Linked DNA regions of Homo sapiens: region 2 is linked to region 1. Evidence: chromatin contacts called from ENCODE Hi-C or POLR2A ChIA-PET data. All regions are on one chromosome and are shown on one strand. The core of a region is the stretch at or near the end of the contact, and the rest is flanking DNA. Distances in the headings are between cores, read along the strand shown. Region 1 has its middle 9.3 kb from the start of SPINK4. Region 2 holds the start of AQP7 (aquaporin 7).

What was found. A loop is a pair of places that touch in the nucleus more often than their neighbours do. ChIA-PET counts read pairs that join two places held with the same protein, here RNA polymerase II (POLR2A). Pooled maps may share reads with other maps.
Region 2: a loop to region 1 is called in a map of PC-9, with 21 times the contacts of the local background. The contact joins the promoter of AQP7 here to the enhancer-like site in region 1. A Hi-C loop is called at or near these places in 2 of 168 maps with a recorded cell type or tissue (Caco-2 and PC-9) and 6 of 50 pooled maps. POLR2A ChIA-PET finds 5 or more read pairs at or near these places in 1 of 52 experiments (AG04450).

The regions. Positions count from the first base shown.
Region 1 is chr9:33,227,824-33,233,924 of GRCh38, forward strand. No RefSeq gene overlaps it. Among named protein-coding and RNA genes, the nearest start is that of SPINK4, 9.3 kb to the right of the region's middle. RefSeq lists an enhancer at 5,580-6,101. Within about 2 kb of position 1,753, at least 6 of the 41 ENCODE cell types and tissues checked have a DNase peak (open chromatin) inside an H3K27ac peak, as active enhancers do.
Region 2 is chr9:33,399,149-33,405,115 of GRCh38, forward strand. AQP7 (aquaporin 7) reads right to left here and starts at 3,420. Exons shown (of 8, transcript NM_001170.3): 1 at 3,225-3,420; 2 at 2,089-2,139. The coding sequence starts at 2,114. LOC105376020 (a long non-coding RNA gene) reads left to right here and starts at 2,373. Exons shown (of 3, transcript NR_188543.1): 1 at 2,373-2,674; 2 at 2,760-3,000. RefSeq lists a silencer at 2,343-2,637 and an enhancer at 5,188-5,745.

The DNA of each region.
Region 1 (6,101 bases), core at 503-3,002:
TAGGCATGAGCCACGGCACCCTCACCCCATGAGGGAATGTGGGCTCTCCGGTTAAGGAATTTGCTTGAGGTCACAGAACTTGTGGATTCACACCCCATGGCTGCAGTCACAAATTACCACAAACGCAGAGGCTTCAAACAACATCAATGCATTCTGTTCCACTCGGGGGTCAGAGTCAGAAATGGGGCACAGGCTTGCTCTCCCTCTGGGGGCCCTACGGGAGAAAACGTCCCTTGCCCTTGCCAGCTTCTTAAGGCTGCCTCTAACCCTGGGATCCAGGCCTGCATCACCCCCCACTCTGCTTTCATCATCACAGCTCCTTCTTTGACTCTCCCTCCTCCCTCTTATGAGAACTTTATGGCCCAAGCTCACCCAGGTAACCCAGGATAACCTCCCCATTTCAGGATCCTTCCTTTGATCACAGATGCAGAATCCCTTTTGTCATGTGAGGTAACATATTCACAGGTTTGGGGGATAAGGAGGTAGGTATTTGGGGGGATGGGAGCATCGGTCTGCCTATCACAGTGAGTGAGTGGCCAAATGAGGGTTCAAACCCGGTTCTGTCGTATTCCTGAATCTGGGATCTTTCTCCAAACCACACTGCCCCTTCCTTCAGTCCTTCCTGTCCTTGGAGCTGTCCTGGGTTCCCAGCAAGCACAGATTCTCAGAAAGGGACAGCAGAAGACCCTAAGGCTGGACATATCAGGATATCACATATCCTGGTGAGAGTCCAAAGACTTCTTTTCAAATCTGGGAGGGAAGAGGAGAGACGGCAGGAGACTCCATGCCCATACCCCATTCACCATAAAGGGAGGGGGAGGTTGGCCTTGAGGGCCAGACAGGAGAGGTTCTGCAAAGGGAGCAGTGTACCCTCTGAACAATGCCGAGGACAGCACAGGTACTATGTGAATGTTGGTGAGGAGGGTGCAGGTTGCTGGGGTCGGTGGTGGGATGAGTAGCAGTATTTTGGACCCCGTGTCTAAATTCAGCCTGGTCATAGATACTGCCAGTGGCTGTGTCTGGGAAGATGCCAAGCTGGGGTCACATGGGTCCTGCCTGCTGAACCTATAAGTGCCGTGGGGCATGTGTGGCAGCTCCTCCCACCTTCTGCCTGGACCCCCTGGAATGACTGCCTTTTGGAGAGGGTCTATATTCAGGGACCTCTAGACCTTAGCTGGGCCCAGATGCAAGGAGGTTCCACCTGTGGTCCACACTCGACTATTTTGGCAACTTCCTGCCAAGGCTGGACCACAGAATTTTCCACGAAACTCACTTCAAATTGTGCGGCTCTTTCAGCTCCTGCTATTTCAGTTACTGGGCCAGGATGGGCTTCTGGGTGTATGTATTTAAAACCAGAATCTATGGTGGGCAGAGGAATCTGGTAAGAGTCTGAGATTTAAAATCAGATATTGTTTTGAATGCCGGCTCTGCCACTTACAATGCTGGAAACTTCGAACTTGTCATTTAATCTTTCTGAGCCTTAATTTTCTCGTCTGTAAAATAGATAGAATTATAAGGCCAGGTTAAGAGGCTAAGAGGGGGAACTCCTTGTGCGGATCTAAGGACCCCTCCTCGAGGCTGGGAAGAAAGAGGTGGGCAGGAGACCCTGGGCAGGGGACCATGCCCAGATCACACCCACCACAGGGAGAGGGCAGCAGAGATCTTCGGGCAGCTTGAGGGTCAGGTGGAGACAATCACCAGGGAGGGGCAGACAAGCCCTGAGGCCTCACCTGTCAACGCACTGACTCACCTCAAATATTTACTGGGCGCCTTTGAGCATGAGAACTAGACCTCTCCCTTGCCTGCCTTGGACCAGTGCCCATGGGCATGTTGAAAGCACCTGCCTGGAAGAGAGTCTGCCTTAAGAGGGTGGGTACCAACCAGGGCCACCTTGGATATGGAAAAGAAACATCATGAAAAGGAAAGAATTTCCAGGGCTCCTGGAACCGACTGAAGACTTTAGCCTTTTGGGCTCTGAGGCTGTGCCATTTGCCAGGCTCCAAAATCGCTAATCATTTTATCCTGTTCCTTTGGCAACAATAGGGTACATGTGACCTCAGCCCGGCCCATCACAGATGCCCAATTTCCAGGCCACATTGATTGGTTCAAGAGATGAGCACATGACTTACCCAACCCAATCAGAGTCTCCTCTTGGGTTTTTATACACTGAAGGAGGCTGTGGGGAGAGGAGAAAAGTCCCTTCTGTTCCTTTAGTTCACAAAGTTGGGAAAAGCGGTCTGCAGCCATACCTCCCCATCCCTAATAGCAAACAGTAAGCCTGTCTATAAGTGGGAGAGCATGATGACAGCCCCCCCAAAGAAAAGTATGAGAGTGGGAGATTGTGAACAAAACTCTGGTTCTCCCCAGCACACCCCAGGATCCTTTGGGCAGGTTGCATGGCCTCTGAACTTTGCTGCTGGATACCTTACCTGCCCCCACTCCAGTTAAGTGCACACTACAGGGCCCATGGAATCTAAGGGGAATGGCACCCCCTGGAGATGAACAGAACACATTCCACACAACCACATGAAGTAGCCCTGATTACAGGTGAGCAACTGAGGCTCAGAGGTGCAATGACACACCCAAGGTCACACAGACAAGGTGTCCAGACTCCAGAGCCCAGGTTCTGATGGCATGGCTGCCTCCTGGCCCACCCCTGGCACAGCCCAGAAGGGAGGCAGCACTCAGGACTCCAACATGAGTCTGGGAGCTGTTACTCTGGACAACGGCACCCCTGTGTCCAGGAGCCATCAGGAGGCCCTTGTTGGGCCAGCTTTATGAAGCCCTGGGCTCTTGTGAGCGAATTCATCGTACAAGTGAAAGATCAGCATGTGGCCATGGTGAAACCCTGTCTCTACTTAAAATACAAAAATTAGCTGGGTGTGGTGGTGCGCGTCTATAATCCCAGCTACTCGGGAGGCTGAGGTGGGAGAATCCCTTGAACCCGGGAGGCGGAGGTTGCAGTGAGCTGAGATCGTGCCACTGCACTCCAGCCTGTGCAACAGAGCAAAACTCTGTCTCAAAACAAAACAAAACAAAGTAAGCATGTGGGGAAGGTTTAGTAACATCTGTGGCTTTTGTCTGACCAGCAACATTCCTCCTTTCGGTAATAGAATCCCAGGTTTTCTTTGGAGACCTACTTACCTTCATTGGATACAAATAAGGGACTGTCCATAAAAATGCCTTCCCTTCCCTGGTCAGAAAGTAGACATGGGCTGGGCACAGTGCTCACATCTATAATGCCAGCACTTTGGGAGGATCACTTGAGCCCAGGAGCTCGAGAACAGCCTGGGCGACATAAGAAGACCCTGTCTCTACAAAATAAAAATAAAAAATTAGCTGGGCATGGTGATGCATACCTGTGGTTCCAGCTACTTGGGAGGCTGAGGAGAGAAGATCGCTTAAGCCAGGAAGGTCAAGGCTGCAGTGAGCCGTGATCTCACCACTGCACTCCAGCCTGGGCAACAGAGCAAGACCTTGTCTCTAAAACAAAAACCAAAAAAACGGAATGTGGACACATAACTCTAGGTTTTTTGAGCCCAGTTCTTTTGGGGCATAGTTTTTTCAGCTTGTCACCTAGTTTTTTGTGCAGCTGTGGTAGCAGGCACTGTCAGTGTCCCACCCACACTGTTTACCACTCCCCATTCTTGTGCATACCTGCGGCCTCCCTGTGCAACCCTTGCAATCCTTTGCCCGGAGGCTTTCTCTAGGAGCCCAGAGACATGAAAGGAGCTAGCCGATAGTGCCAGGGAGTTAATGGTCTCTCTTCCAGCAGCCCTCAATCAGCGACTGTTGGGAGTTGCTGGATATATACCCCAATTCCTTCACCTCTCAGTGGGGATAACTCTGCCATGTGTGCCACACAGTGTCCCAGCCATCCCTGGTTGGATTGAGGCCCAGTTTCCCCAGTGGTAACCTCAGCGATGCATACATTATTAGTTCCCTTCCCTGCCTTCCTTATTCCCACTCTCCTGCAGGTGTTTCGTGGGATTGCCTCCCAGAAAATGATTTGGAATCTAATGTGCTTTTCTCATGGTCTGCCCCTGAGTCCAACCTAAGACAATACCACATCCTTCTGGAAAATTATTATTCTGCTGAGGTTTGCCAAAATCTACTTCTGTTGCTTGCAACCCAAGGACCCTATCAAAATTCATAGTGGTCTGGAGTTGTGACATGTTGCACCAGGCTGTGATAATCTGATTTTTCTGAAGGCCATCAGAGCTCTGGAACGGAAGGGGGTATCAAGAGACTTTGTTCTAAGCTCTTTTGTATGTATGCTCAGAGGACTTGAGCCACTGGTTATGTCCATGAATGGAAATGTTTGGATGGCACAAGGTCCCAGAACACCAGGTCTCTTGAGCAGCCCCACTCCTCGATGGGTCTGTATGATAATCCCTTATGGTTGGAGGTGATCAAGCCAAGAGTCCATGCACCAGGAGAGAAGATAGGCACTGAAACTGTTTCCTGTGAGTTCAGCAGATGGTCTTGGGGTAGCTTATGGAGACAAAGCACCACACTCAGGTCTTAGAGGAGATACTAAGTTCTTAGGTCCCCAGCCAGGTTGGCTAAGAGCTAGTAGAAAATGTGGTCCTTGAAATAGAGTGCCACCTCTGTTCCCACCTATATGGACACAGCATAGGATGTCACTGGCTGGACCCAGTGGACCCACTAGAGTCCAGCTTGTCCTCAGAGCTTCCTCAAGCCCTCAGTCCAGCAGACCAAGCATCTGAAGCTGGCATCCTTACTGTCCTGAGACTTCATCCAGTGCAGGATGGATTCAAATAGTCAACACACACATGCCAGGCCCTGGGCAGAGCACTGGGGATATGAAGTGACTTAAATGTCCCCCTGTTCCTCTCTTTAAGGAAATATGAGAGATAGTCACATAGGCAAGATAAGGTCATGAAACATTACAGCTGCTGCTGGGATAGATGTCTGTGCAAACATGGTCCCCAAACTGGAGTGGGCTGAGGGTCTGAGAGGAGAGCCCAAGGGGAGGTAATAGAGGGGCACGCCAATCAGGAAGAACAGCATAAGAAAAGGCTTGGAGGCGTAAAAGCCTGCAGGTGGTTCTATCGGATGGGGTGAAGGCTCAAGTGGCCAGAGGTGAAGTTAGAGAGGCCAACAGAGGACCAGTCGTGGCGGAACTTTTATGTCATACAAACCAAGGAGCTTGGTTTTCATGCTTGAGTCATTGTGATTGAGTAACTTTAGTTGAATTGACTATCTGTAATTGAATAATATTAGGCAGAGGGATGATGTGGTCATTTTTGCATTCAGAAAGATGGCTCTGGAAGCAGAATGGATTGGAGGAGGTGAGACTGGAGGCAGGGAAACAGCATGAGTAATGAAGGTGAGAGATCGCAGAGGCTGAACTAGGGGAAATATAGAGGAGGTGATGGATATGAGAGGTGGTGAGGAGGTGAAATCAGTAAGACCTGGTTCCTGGAATGTAGAGGTGAAGGAGAAGCTCAGGATGGTCCCCAGATTAGCCTAAGGCAGTGGGGTGATGGTGGTGCTGTCCACCCAGGTGGGGGAACTGGGAGGTAGGGCAGCTCTGGGTGGACAGAAGATGGAAAGTTGACTTTTGGACATATTGAGAAGGGGGTCCATAGGATAATGGGGTGGAAGGAATATCTCTATTTCTATCACAGCTCTCACCACAGCATTTTATAGATTCCTGCTCAAGAGTCCATTCCACCTCTCCACCACTGGTGAACTGCAAGCTCCTTGAGTCCAAGTCTCACTCATCTCTGGAGTCCCAGGGACTGGCATAGTGATTGGTGCCCCACAACAGGTGCTCAATAAGTGTCCATTGAATGGTAGAGTGGATGCCCCCATGGAGGGATGACTTCAGCTCATTTCATCACTGAGCATTCCTTGGAGTCAAATCCCAAAAAAGTAGATGAAACCTCTCCTTAAAGTAGTGTCCTCCCATTGCCTGCCCCCTACAGCTCTGGACCAAGTGGAATGGGCAGGTGGGCTCTAGACCTGGGACATAGAGTTGGGTGGCTGAGGGGCCCAGGACAGGCTGTGGAGCTGGCTCAGTCCAGACCAGGTCTCCCTGGAGGGGATGCCCACACCTGGGTAGCTCACACAGG
Region 2 (5,967 bases), core at 2,170-4,669, 170 kb after region 1:
CCCTTTGACTAACCTATCAAAAACCAACTAACTGATTCTCCTGTTAACCAGCTATTAACTCATTTAATTATCTAATCAACCAGCCAACCATAAACTATCCAACTAACCACGAGCCAACAATTCAACCTGCTAACCAACATTTCTTAATTCAACAAACATTGGTTGGCCAGGCATGGTGACTCATGCCTGTAATCCCAACACTTTAGGAGGCCGAGGCAGGTGGATCACTTGAGGTCAGGAGTTCAAGACCAGCCTGGCCAACATGGCAGAACCCCATTTCCACTAATAATAAAAAAAAAATTAGCTGGGCATGGTGGCAGGCACCTGTAATACCAGCTGGGGGGGGAGGGGCTGAGACATGAGAATCGCTTGAACCCAAGAAGCAGAAGTTGCAGTGAGCCGAGATCATGCCACTGCACTCCAGCATGGGCAACAGAGCAAGACTCCATCTCAAAAAAAAAAAATTTTTTTTTGTTGAGCATCTACTTATGAGTCAAGCACCAGGGATACAAAGTCAAAACCCACTCTCCACCCTTGGGTCACTCTGTTTAATGGAAGAGATGGGTAATGGCAACAACACCAGAGAGAAGCAGCCTGGGACTGGGGGAGCTCAGGGAAGGCATGGGAGGTGAGGCCTGAAGGGGGTTTTGAAGAATGGGCGGGTGGTGGCCTGACATGGCCATGGGGGAGTAGGGTGGTGGTAGAAAGAATGGTGGAAGCTGTGCACATTCTAGATATTTTAGGAGATTGGTGACTGGATGTGAGACATGGGGGAGAGGGAAGTATGAAGGACATGACCTTGACTTCTGGCTTGAGCAACTGAGGAGAAGGGGACCCCTGACTGAGCCAAGAGCACAGGAGGAGTGGACTTGCAGGGGGCGGAGGAGGCTGTTTCCATCTAGGAGCTGAGTTGCCTGTGAGACACCAGTGGGTCTCTAGAAACAGGATCTAAAGCCCTGGAGAGCGATGTAGGCTAGAGGCAATGATGTCAACAGAGTGGCACTATTCATTCTCTCCGTCCAAGTGTACAACAGGCAAATATCCCTGCTTGCGTGGAGCTGACAGCAATGAAATGTAATAAGTAAGTACATTTGTATAAGCGAAGGTACCAGCTCCTACGGAAAAAAACAGAGCAAGGAGAGGGGAATTGGGAGTGCAGGGGCTGGAGATGGGGTGTGATTTCAAATAGGGCAGCCAGAGTAATCCTTGTTGAGAAGGTGGCCTTGGAGCAAAGCCATGAAGGAGACGAGAGTGGGCTGTATGTTAGCTGCAGAAAGCCTCTCAGGTGGAGGGAGACTAGTCACCAGAGGACTCTCAGCATGTTTGAAGAAAGCAAAGAAAGTCAGTGTGAGGCCAGGTGCAGTGGCTCACACCTGTAATCCCAACCTTTTGGGAGGCCAAGGCGGGTGGATCACCTGAGGTCAGGAGTTCAAGAACAGCCTGGCGAACATGGCGAAACCCCATTTCTACTAAAAATACCAAAATAATAATAATAATAATTAGCTGGGTGTGGTAGTGTGTGCTTGTAATCCTGTAATCACAGCTACTCAGGAGGCTGAGGCAAGAGAATCGCTTGAACCCGGGAGGAGGAGGTTGCAGTGAGCCAAGATCATGCCATTGCACTCCAGCCTGGGCGACAGAACTGGATTCCATCTCGGAAAAAAAAAAAAACCTGAAAAGAAACTCAGTGTGGCTGGAGGAGGGAGAGCAGGGGGCTGGAGTGGGGAGGCCAGAAAGCTAACAAGGCTGGGCCTTGGCCATTGCAAGGACTGGCTCTTGTTCACCCCAAAGACAGCTGAGCCTGAGAGGGTGAGAGGTGCTGAGTGCAGTTGAGTTGAAGGCCACCTGCATGCCTTGACCCTCATCCAAGTATTTCTGAGCCTCCCCTCACCCCAGGACCCAGCCCAGGCAACAGGTGGAAGATGCTCTTCTTCTGGGACCTCAGAGGCGAGTGGGTGGGTGGGGAGGAGGAGGTCGAGTGGGGACAGCTGCCCCAAGGGAGAGGCTGAGGATGGAACAGGGAGGGCACTGAAGTGGGCTGGGTGAAGGACAGGGGGCTGGAGGGTGAGAAGAGGGTGGGGTACTTACCGCCTGTGCCCGGATGCTTGAACCATGTTTTGTCTTTCAGATTTGTAGATGCTGAGGAGCCAAAGAGAGGTCACTAGGGCTGGAGGACACAGAACTTGGCCCCACACTTCCATCAGACCTTGGTCCCCAGGGGAGAAGCCCTGGGGCAGCTCCTGCTAGTGCCACTCCCTTAACCCAGCCAAGGAACAGGGAGGGAGGAGCGGTGCTCAGCCAATGAGGCGACGCCCTGGAGCCCCACCCCACCCATGCTGGCCCCAGGACCCCAGCCCCAGGCCAGACCCTCCAGTGCTCCTGCTGACCTTCCGTGTCTGCAGCCCGGCTTTGGACTGTGGAGATGCCCTCAGCCTCTACTCAGTGGCTCCAGCCTCATATTTGCGTGCTATACCTTTAACCTCAAGTCCTCTTGCTGCTAACTTAAGCTGCGACTGTCCAGGACCTGCACACACACACACATGCACGCATGCACACACACACACACAGAAGGTGAACACACAGGATGAGGCCCTGAAAACTCATTTCACCCGTGTACCTCACCCAAAAATTCCCCTTTGTACTCCTATCTTTATCTCTAACTGACAGCATGAAGGTAGCCCGAAGTCCCCTCACCCTGTCTGTCCTCCTGATTCTCTAGCCCAGTTCCCTCTAGCTCCAGCACAGACTCTTATCTCCAGCCCTGACTGCCGAAACCCTCCAGCCCCAGCTCCAGCCCCTCAGGAGGGGACTGCGTGGGAGGAATGACTCCAGCAAGCCGGCAGCTGACCCGTCTCCTGCCTGCACGCCTCCCGCTGTGGTCCACTGCCGGTGGTCTTCAGCTCTCTCCTCGTCCCACCCCCATGGTCTGCTGACAGCCCAGCTCAGTGCATCCCTGCCATCTCTGCTCTACCGCTGGTCCTCCCAACAACCAACTTACAGGTAAGGAAACTGAGGCCCAGAGAGAGGGTGTATGTGCCTGTGTCACACAGCAACACAGGACTGCACCATAACAAGAAAGCCGGGACTTCCACTCCCAGACGGGGCTCCTTCCCCAAACAATCCCTCAGTCACCTCCTCCCTGTATGGTACCCAGGGAATGGCCCTTCCAGATCTGGGCGCTGAGGAGGCTGCCCCATCCCCACCCTGCCTGGAGCCCCACTCACTCTGCTGAAATGTCTCTGATTCTCAGCCTCCGCCTTGGGGGCTTCTCAGTTACAGCGCATCTTGATCTTGTTCCTCCGTGACTGTCCCTGGCTCAGCTTCCACCCCCAGCTGGGGCTCAGCTATCCCTGTGTCCCCAGTCCAGAGCCTGCCTCTCAGCTCTCCCAGGGCGGCCTCGAGCGCTGCTCCTGCTCCTCCAGGGGAGAGGTCAGTAAGGCAGGGGTTTGGCTGGTGCCACTTGAACCAAGTCCAGATGCACTGCCCAAAATAACATCCCTCGTCCGGCCAGCAGTGCCGTGGAGACCGAGTTCTGAAGCAGGCCTTTGTGAGGTCAGAGGTGGAGCTCTGGGTGGGCACTCTGGGCCTCTCAGTCCCAGAGGAAAGGCCTGTCCTCCAAGCCAATGTGCAGCCTGACTCTGGGGCCAGCGCCTGAGGAAGCCCTCCCTGAGCCCCAGCCCTGGGGAAGGCTGAAGAGGCCTCTGAGCCCCCAGCGCTGGGGAGAGCTGTGCAGAATAGGACTGGAGGTGGAAGTGTTGGAGATTAACAGCCAGGTGGAGGGGACGGGGGAGGCCCTGGGTCAGTCCTCAGGGAACCCCCATTGTGAAGGGGGAAAGGGAAACTCAGGCCCAGTCCTCAGGGGCCCCCAGTCTGAGAGGAAGGAGGACACACGAGCCATATTTGCAGAGAAACACCAGCCTGCGAGAGGAGGTAGAAGCCCAGGCCTGGCCCTCCGAGGGCCCCTAGTCTGAGGAGCAGTCCACCTGTCCTCGGGAAAACACCTCCCTTAGGAAAGGCCAGCAAGGCCCCCGTAAAGGACCCAGAGCTGGATCGGGACATCGGGCTCGGGGCTCAGCGGTGTGGGAGCTCCGGGACCGAGGTGCAGTCAGGAGAGACCCTGGGGGCCAGCAGCAGTCCCAGAGGACTTTTGGAGCCAAGGCCTGACTGGGTCTCAAACAATGGGGCAGGCAGTTTGGGGTTTCAGCAGGTGGCCCAGTGCTGAGACACAAGGGAGGTGTTTCTGGTCTGCAGACACTGAGGACGCTTGCTATGTGGCGTGGTGGACGGTGGGTAAGTCCTGGGAACTTCCGGCACCAGGCTCCATGGGTGGGAAGGGGCATAAGATTCAGTTGTCCAAAGCTCAGGTCTGGGAATGGAACTGTCCTGTAGAGGGTGCCAAAGACCAGGTCTGGAACCTGCATAGCCCCAGTCCCCACCCCTGCACACACCCTCCCACCCCTTCCAGCTTTTTCTGCAGATCTTTCTGCAGGGGTGAGGCAGGGAGAGGAAGGGGTCGGCCACAGTCCCGGGGCTTCCTAGTCAGAAGCCCTCTGTAAGGCACTAACTTCCCTCTGCAGATTCTTTTTTTTTTGAGACGGAGTCCCGCTCCGCCCAGGCTGGAGTGCAGTGGCACAGTCTTGTCTCACCACAATCTCTGCCTCCCAGTTCAAGTGATTCTCCTGCCTCAGCCTCCCAAGTAGCTGGGATTACAGGCATGCACCACCAAGCCCAGCTAGTTTTTTTGGATTTTTAGTAAAGACGGGGTGTCACCATGTTGGTCAGGCTGGTCTCGAACTCCTGACCTCAGGTAATGCACCCGCCTCGGCCTCCCAAAGTGCTGGGATTATAGGTGTGAGCCACTGCGCCCGGCCTCCCTCTGCAGATTCTACGTGGGCTCAAGATTCAGCCTTTCTTCCTCAGGAAGGGAGGGGTGCACGCTTGGAAATGGGAGAGTCCTGCCTTTTTTCCTTTCCCATGTGTGCTCCCAGGGCCGGGATGAGGTCATGTTAGAAGTGGATCTGGGGTCTTGGATGAGGTCAGCACTTGGGCAGAGTTGGAATGGGCTGGTGTCAGGTTGGTGAGGGAGGGAATTGGGATCCATGCTGGGGTCAGAGATCAGGCTCTAAGCTCTTTTACAGGGCTTGACCCTGGGGACTGAGAGGTGGAGAAGACACAGTCCCATCTGTCTCACGGCAGAGACAGGTAAGCAGCAGGTGACTTAGGACACACCAGATAGGCTGGAAGGAATACAGACGGGGCTATCCCAAGCTGGAGGGGTACAAGGGTCTTCCGTTAGAGGTGACGTGGGAACTGAGTTTTCCAAAACGAGCAGGGGGATGGGGCACCGGGGCATTTGAAGCTTGATGGGATTGTGAGAAAACCTGGGAACTGCGAGTGACTTGCAGAGGGCTGCGGAAGTGGGCAGGGATAGACCATGAAGGGCTTTGTCAGCCAGGCCAAGGAGTTCTGACTTTAACCCGAGGGCCTGAGGAGCCTGCAAAGGGTTCTAAACAAAGAGAAGAGCAACAGGGTCAACCTGAGGTCCCTGAGGCCCCAGGGCATCCAGCAGGCAGAGGCGCAGTTGGGCCTGGGCTGGGGAGAGGAGTCTAGCTGGAGAAAGAGAAGAGGAGATATCAGCCCCTGGACATTCAGCACTAGAGTTGCTGGGGCTGCCCAAGAAGCACAGGGAGTGAGGCAAGGGCCAGGGCCAGGATTCTGGGGAAGAAGGATGACGAAGAAGGAGTGGGTGTGGAAGGAGCTGGAAACCCAGACACAGGGCTGCCCAGAGGCTGATGGGAGCCAGTAGGGGGCTGTTGCCCCAGAGTTGGGTGCTGGGAGGGGCTGGCCAGGCAGGTGTTTGCAGACAGCTGCCTGGATGAGCTGGTGGGGATAGAGGGTGGCAACAGCACTGAAGAAGCAGAGGCTGAGGAGGCAGAAAGTTCAACTGCAGAGAGAAGAGAGGCAGCT